2 separate regions of the Homo sapiens genome follow, and region 2 is linked to region 1. A link is a contact called in ENCODE Hi-C or POLR2A ChIA-PET data. All regions are on one chromosome and are shown on one strand. Each heading gives the region's core, a stretch centred on a gene start or an enhancer-like site at or near the end of the contact. The rest is flanking DNA. Distances are from core to core; before and after follow the strand shown.

The links. A loop is a pair of places that touch in the nucleus more often than their neighbours do. ChIA-PET counts read pairs that join two places held with the same protein, here RNA polymerase II (POLR2A). Pooled maps may share reads with other maps.
Region 2: a pooled map shows a loop between it and region 1 (14-fold over the local background). The contact joins the promoter of TOMM6 here to the promoter of CMTR1 in region 1. A Hi-C loop is called at or near these places in 1 of 37 single-sample maps with no recorded cell type and 6 of 50 pooled maps. POLR2A ChIA-PET finds 5 or more read pairs at or near these places in 1 of 52 experiments (CD8-positive, alpha-beta memory T cell).

The regions. Positions count from the first base shown.
Region 1 is chr6:37,431,571-37,435,405 of GRCh38, reverse strand. CMTR1 (cap methyltransferase 1) reads right to left here and starts at 2,185. Exons shown (of 24, transcript NM_015050.3): 1 at 2,029-2,185. It overlaps LOC107986531 (a long non-coding RNA gene), which reads left to right and starts at 2,183. Exons shown (of 2, transcript NR_171666.1): 1 at 2,183-2,355; 2 at 2,471-3,178. RefSeq lists a silencer at 1,840-2,029 and enhancers at 2,030-2,309, 2,002-2,503.
Region 2 is chr6:41,786,029-41,789,863 of GRCh38, reverse strand. It overlaps TOMM6 (translocase of outer mitochondrial membrane 6), which reads right to left and starts at 2,170. Exons shown (of 3, transcript NM_001382294.1): 1 at 2,039-2,170; 2 at 528-632; 3 at 1-296. The coding sequence starts at 2,166. The coding sequence ends at 536. It overlaps PRICKLE4 (prickle planar cell polarity protein 4), which reads right to left. Exons shown (of 8, transcript NM_013397.6): 7 at 3,532-3,736; 8 at 2,412-3,102. The coding sequence ends at 2,735. RefSeq lists enhancers at 1,723-2,412, 1,483-2,482 and a silencer at 3,103-3,622.

The DNA.
Region 1 (3,835 bases), core at 936-3,435:
TGCTCACAGACTGAGAGAGCCCTGGGCCACTGGTGTCAGATAACAGAAAGTCATGGATCAACTCCACAAGCCACTGGGGGATAAAGCCTTGGTACCTGTAGTTATTCTACACTTTTGATGCAATATTGGCCATGCATGACAATGTACACTGAAAATGAACTATAAAACCGAATAAATATTAACCAATATTCCCAAGGTGAAGGGACCATCCCAGAATGACTGTTTCATCAGCATTATTTTACCAAAACAATTAAGAAATTACATAATATCATAAAAATACTGGTTTTGGTTTACTTCATAATGTTTGAAAACATGAAAGAATTGGGAAAGTTTTTAAGCAGAGTAGGGAATGGAAGCAGTGAAATGACTTAAGACCGAGGAAACACAAGAGCGGGAAAGTTATTGGGACTGGAGGTAGCTATACCACAGAACTCAGTTACGAAAACAACAATTTTAAGGACAGAAATCCACCTCCACAAAAAAGAGTGGAAACCAGCTGGGCGCGGTGGCTCACGCCTGTAATCCCAGCACTTTGGGAGAAAGAGGTGGGCGGATCACCTGAGGTCAGGAGTTCAAGACCAGCCTGGCCAACATGGTGAAACCCCATCTCTAGTAAAAAAAACACAAAAATTAGCCGGGTGGTGGCACATGCCTGTAGTCCCAGCTACTCAGGAGAACCGCTTGAATTGCTGAGGCGGAGGTTGCAGTGAGCCGAGATCACACCACTGCACTCCACCCTGGGCGACAGAGCAAGACTCCGTCTCAAAAAAACAAAAAAGAAAGAAACAGGCACCATGCCACCATCAATCATCCATCCCCATGGTTAGGTACATGAGAGATAAGCACGAGAAAAAAATAAGATGGAATGAAGTGATTATGAAACCCTGAAATCTTAACGAATTATCAAGTTAAAGAGCAAGCAAGAGAAGTAGTGAATACAGTGTGGCTTACACACAACTGATTGGCTGTAGAGAACTCAGAAAAGAGGACTCAATACAGGGTGGGCGACAAGCTGGGAAACAATCCTTAGGGAAGGCGAGGTACAGCAAGAAAGTATTGAAACCCAAAAGTGTCACTGATGCTCCCAACCTCGTAAAACCCTGGATCACATGTTTCAGTTCTCTCCAACTCAAGGAAGAGCCAATCAACCCAATGCACAACCGCCACCTTCCTGAGAAAGCAGCCTCTTACTAGATACAGGCAGGGGCTGTCCCAGGGAAGAACCGGAGACACTGAGCAAACAGAAAGCAAGACCAAGCTAAGCCACATTTCACTTTAAGCCGTAGTCTTAAATACCCCCAAAAGGCCCCCAGGGTGAGATAAAGGAAGGCTCATCACAGAGCTTGCTTCTAGCCATTGCAAGCGCTAAAAGCTTTTAATTCTTAAGTGACTCGGGGGGAGACTGGAAGTACAGCAAACTCAAAGCGGACTGTTGAACAGCTGTGTGAAAGGCAGGAGAGGCGGATGCTCCTCCCCAAACCACATCACCTTAGATTTGGGCCTTCCAAATCATCTCATCCAACCCTATCATCTTCCACGGGAAAAGACTGCGGCCACAGAGGTGAAGGCCACACAGCTAACCAGTGCCCTGCTCAAGTGACCCACACATGCCAGCAGAATGCTCTGGCAGGGAACTTCTAAGCGGAAGGCAAGCGGCCTGGTTCTACCTGCTGCTTCCGCACAGAAGGGGTTCAAATCCCCTCTGCAGTCTTCTCTCCCTGGGCCTCGGTTTGGCACTGCCACCCCTAATCACAGAGAGAAGAGATAAGCTCCCATGTCTCCCGGCCAGTCCCTTCATTTGAAGATAACATGAGCGTGTGAATGTGTGCGCAGAGACGTGTGTCAGCGGCAGCTCGGGCTCCAGGGAGCCGGCGTTGGGGGTGGGAGGAGGAGGGAAGACATAAGGGGCCAGAAGGCGAGGAGACCCATAACCGCGGGCGGGGGGCCCAGGCGGCGGTGGAGGGGAGAAGGATGCTGAGCCCGCGCGCCCGCCCGCTTGCTCCCCCCGGGCCGCGCGTCGGCACTCACGCTGAGGGGAGAGAGCGAGCTGCCGGGGAGCGGAGGGGGGGTCAGGCCGACACTGTCGCCGCCGCTGCCAGAGCCGCCGCCTCCTCCCTCAGTTTCGTTTCCCCACAAGCCAGCCCGGGTCCGCCAGCCGCACCGTCGCGCTCGGGTCCAGTACTGCGGGCAGCGCAGCCTGATGACGTCACGGACAGCGCCGCGCCTCGGTCCTCCCCCGGCCGGGTCCCGGCCCCGGGAAAGGCAGCTGAGGTTTGGCCCGCTCCACCTCTCAACCTGGGAGGTCCAGGGGCGCCTGCGCGGAAAAGCCGCCCGGAAAAGGCTGCAAAAGCAAAAGTAACTATCTCCTCCTTTGGCTCTGAGGAAGAGAAACCAATACAAAAATTGTAAGTGCTAGGTGCCCTCACACGACCTCATCTTACTTAATCTTATCATTATCTTCATTTTACAGACTAAGAACAAGTTCAGAGAGGTAGATGGTAAACTGGTTGAGCGAACGCAGTGTTCTTGTTCCCTGCTGTATCCCCAACATCCAGCCTATGGGACATCTCAACAGATTTTGAACGAAGGACGGGAGGACAGAAGGAATGCCGCCTGTAGCATCTTACCATATGGGCACAGTTGGCTCTCCATCTCAAACCTCTCTTCTGATTTTCAGGCCAATATGGCCAAACGTCTGTTGGACATCCTCACTCAGTCACCTCAAACCCCATGAATTCAAATTTCACCTTATGTTCTTCCATCAGCTCACTTTTTTCCTGGTGAAGGGCGCTGCCATCCATCCTGTTGGTCCAGCTAGAAATCTGAGGAATCTCCCTCTTCTTCATACCCCAAAGTTTCTCATACACTTAATTGCGCTTACCTCCTAATTGTCTTTCAAATCCATCCATTCACCCCCATCCCCATTGCCACAATTCATGCACTTACCCCCTCTCGGCAGAATTTCTCCAGTAACTCCAAACTCCCGTGACTGTCTCCAGTTGTGATCCCTCTAATGCGTTCTTCACAAAACCAAAGTGATTTTTATAATTTTCAACACCTGTGAAAAGAAGGGAATTTAAAATTGATTAATTAAACCTGATCCTGTCACAACCCAACAATGATTAAAATCCATCAATGATGTCCCATTGCTCTTAGAATAAAGCTAATGTCCTTAAAATGGCCTCTGAGACCCTCCAGCATGACCCCTTCTTCAGGTATGCCTTGTACTGCTATCCCTTAGTTCTCCCCATGCTGACTCTTCTCAGTTTATCAAATATGCCGTGTCTCCGCCGGGCGCGGTGGCTCACACCTGTAATCCCAGCACGTGGGGAGGCTGAGGCGGATGGATCACCTGAGGTCAGGAGTTCGAGACCAGCCTGGCCAACATGGTGAAATCCCGTCTCTACTGAAGATACAAAAAAAGTAGCTGGGTGTGGTGGTGCGCACCTATAGTCCCAGCTACTCAGTAGGGTAAGTCAGGAAAATCGCTTGAACCTGGGAAGCAGAGGTTGCAGTGAGCAGAGATTGCACCACTGCACTCCAGCCTGGGCGACAGAGCCAGACTCCATCTCAAAAACAGAACACAACAAAACAAAACATGCCATGTCTCTTAAGAGTTCAGCCCCCTGCCTGGATCATGCTTCTCCTCTTTGCTGGGCTAATGTCCATTTATCCCTCAGGAGTCACTTTAGTGTCCCTATCTCGAAATATTTCCTGATGTCACAAATCTAGGTTGGGAGACCCACCTCTGAGCTCCTAAAGCACTCTGTCCTTCCACTATCAAAGCACTTACCACGGTGTTGTATAATGGCCTGTGGACTCATCTGCCTCCCCG
Region 2 (3,835 bases), core at 921-3,420, 4.4 Mb before region 1:
TTTTAAAACAGCACTGTTATTTCTCAGGACAAGAGCAAAAATCACCCCCTGCAGAAGCTTGGGAACTATGTACAGAACTTTACAGAATAGAGGCAATACTTTAGCTTAAGCCTGTCTGCTGACCAGAGAATGGAATTCTGCGTGGACTCAAGGAACAAAAGGAAACTAGGCAGGGAAGGGGAAGAAAAGTGCCCATCTGAATCAAACTTCAGCTGCCATCAGGGCACATCTTGTGGTGGTCACAGATTGTAGGCTGTTTTTTGGAAGATTCGGGTTCAGCACAGGATTCCATTTGTCTGCAATCAGATGATAAGACGACAGGTGGCATTAGAACTGTAAAAGTATGGGAGGGAAACTGGTAAGAGATACTTAAATCCCTTTCAACATCTGAAAACACATTTAACTAGGAATAGTTAAGGGTTTTACATCACATTCTTTTGTACATTTCATGAATACTTGACAGAAAACATTGCTTCACCCAGTCTCTAGGTCTCCTAAGACACGCATGGGTGTAGTTCAGTGCTTACCTACTTGGCTACACCCCTGGCTGAGGTGCCATGAGGTCAATGTCACTCAAGTTCCTGGCCAGCCAAACTCCCGCAGCAAAGAGTCCCAAATTTAGTATCAAGTTCCTGGAAAAACAATGTGTTTTATTAACCCTGTGGTCACTGAGTCAGTTGTACAGTTAACGAAATGTACTGGGGGGAAAGGCTTCCATCACCACCTTCCCGAGGCGTTGATACGTGGTTGTGACGGCAGGTTGCTCAAGACCCACGTGGGAATTTGGAGTTCATTTTTGTGCCTAGTAAGTGTAAGGTCAGGCTGGGCGCGGTGGTTCACGCCTGTAATCCCAGCACTTTGGAAGGCCAAGGCAGGCGGATCACGAAGTCAGGAGCTCGAGACCAGCCTGGCCAACATGGTGAAACCCCGTCTCTACTAAAAATACAAAAATTAGCTGGGCGTGGTGGTGCGCGCCTGTAATCCCAGCTACTGGGGAGGCTGAGGCAGGAAAATCGCTTGAACCCGGGAGGCGGAGGCTGCAGTGAGCTGAGGTCCGCCACTACACTCCAGCCTGGGCGACAGAGCGAGGCTGTCTCAAAAAGAAATAAATGTGGCCGGGCGCGGTGGCTCACGCCTGTAATCCCAGCACTTTGGGAGGCAGAGTCGGGTGGATCGAGAAGTCAGGAGTTTGAGACCAGCCTGCCCAAGATGGTGAAACCCCGTCTCTACTAAAAATACAAAAATTAGCTGGGCGTGGTGGCGCGCGCTTGTAATCCCAGCTACTGGGGAGGCTGAGGCAGGAGAATCGCTTGAACCCGGGAGGCAGAAGGGGCAGTGAGCCGAGATTGCGCCTCTGCACTCCAGCCTGGGCGACAGAGTGAGACTCCGTCTCAAAAAAAAAAAAAAAAAAAAAAAAAAAGGCCGGGCGTGGTGGCTCACGCCTGTAATCCCAGCACTTTGGGAGGCCGAGGCGGGCGGATCACGAGGTCAGGAGATCGAGACCATCCTGGATAACACGGTGAAACCCCGTCTCTACTAAAAATACAAAAAATTAGCAGGGCGTGGTGGCGGGCGGCCGTAGTCCCAGCTACTCGGGAGGCTGAGGCAGGAGAATGGCGTGAACCCGGGAGGCGGAGCTTGCAGTGAGCCGAGATCGCGCCACTGCACTCCAGCCTGGGCAACAGAGTGAGACTCCGTCTCAAAAAAAAAAAAAAAACAAAAAAGAAATGTAAGATCAAACGCAAAGCCCAGCTAAAGCACTAGTCCAGGGCCGAAAAAGCCTGTTTACGTGCTAGCACTTCTTCCCTTGATCAGGGTGACATTACAGATACAGCCACATGACAGAAAGATCGCTTTTGCCACACGGGAACTCTCCTGGCCAGGGATCTCAGTGAGGCACAGCCAGAGCTACGAAGACGCCACAATGCTGGTAATGTTAAAAAACAAAAACAAAAAACCCTGAGGCGCCAGCCTCGCAAGAAAGGGGAAATACGGATTTAAGGGCCAGAAAAGGACCAAGTTCCTCGGGCTCGGTTACCTCCGGAAGTCATTCCTATCAGTGGCAAAGCGGTAGACGCCCCGAAGCCAATCTCCCACGTTGTCCGGTATTTCGGGAGTTTCATTAGCCGAGCCAGCAGCGCTCACCGGGACAGTGCTGGAAGCCATAGTGGAAAGCTTCGCATGGGCCTCGGTGGAGGAACCGTATCGGCGTCGCCGGTGAATGACGCACCTCCGGTCTGGCACTTCCGGCTGCTACCGGCCGGCAGTGGGGGCGCTGTTCGCTTAGTCCGACATCCGGAAGAGGGACGGCCCTCTGCTGCGCCTCCACGAACTCTAGGAGGGGAGGAGCGCGGCCCGGTTCTACGGTCCCCTGCTCCCGGTCCCACCTCCGGCTCTCCAGCCGGTAACTGTCACGCGTGCTGTGATCATTTAATTGGCTTGGGAGGAGGATGGTGGGGACGGGGCTGTCCCAGCCTGTGGAGGTGGGGGTAGGGGCTATCTCAGCAGGGGAAGCGTAGCTTTGGGGAATGGGTTTTGCCAAGAAAGTCTCCGCCAAAAGTCTTAGAACGCGCAGTACTGAAGGGGGCGCACTCCAAACTTGTCACCTCGCCGCCTCTTGCGGGCGTGCGCCTGACTGCGTCTCAGTCTAGGATTGTTAGGGGGAGGCTAGCCTTGTTCTCCCGCTTTACAGACCCCTTTCCTCCCACTCACATCCCCTCTCTGAGCTGCGCCACTAGCACATGGTGCAGTGCGTCTTAGAGGCGTTGCTGTCCTCTGCTTGGAGGCTTCCGGGGGTCTTCCAGGACTGGGGAAGGCGCTCGCCTAAGAAAAATCCTTCAGGTTCCGAGTCAGAGGAGGAGGAGCAGGTGGAGAAAGGGGTGTCCTTGGGATCACGAATAGTCTCCAGGCGGCATTGCTCCTGCCCTTTGGGTGCCTCCGCTTTGTCCCCAGGTCGGTTCTCCTGCTGGGGACTGGATCCAGGCAGCCCCCTCTGAGTTTGCAGGCTGGAACCGCCGGCAGCAGCGAGGAGTGTTCGGGAGAGGGTTGCAGAGTTCACCGAGGTTTGGTCCCTTCCTTCAGTTCGGTCGAGTCCAGTCTCCCCTGTTCCGGGCCGGGTCGGAAACGCTGGTCTCAGAGCCGCGGAGCTGGACCTACACCGCAGCTAGTGGGGGTGAGGCCCAGCCTCCCGCCCCGCCCAGCCCCTGGGCCGTGCGCGCCGCCGCCGCCGCCGAGAGTCCTCGCCAGGGTCCCCCGCCTCCACCAGAGGGCGTCCGCCTCCCGCGCCTGGGAGGGAGTCTGGCGCCGCAACCCCGACCGCGGCGCGGGGTGGGTTCGGGCGGCCCTTGGAACGCTCCGGCCAGGGATGCGCGGTGAGAGCTGCGGGCCCCGAGGCTTGGGTCTGGGGGGTGCGGTGGGGGCGCTCCTGGAGGGACGGGACGGCGTGGGACCGGGGCGAGGGTCCCAGCCCGGGAGAACCCCCACAGCCCAGCCCAAGCTCCCTCCCGCTTTGCTCTGCATCCTCTCCCTTACCAAGGAATGCCTGCCCTTCCAGTGCCCCGGCCCAGCTCGAGCCTGCATCCGAGTAGCGGTTCTCGAAGCAGCTGGGGCAGCAGGGGCTTCCCCCAGGCAGGGCATAACGTCCCCCGCCCAGAGGCCCGGCGCAGTCCTGGCAACAGAAGTGGTTCTCATGCCAGCGCTGTCCCTCCGCCTCGGTGCAGCGCCAGGAGAAGATCAGCTGGGAGAGGGAGAGGGAGAGGGGAACGTTTCATTCATTCATTCCCTCATTCATTCATCCAGTAACCACGCCTTTTACCCAGTTAACGCTAAAGCACGT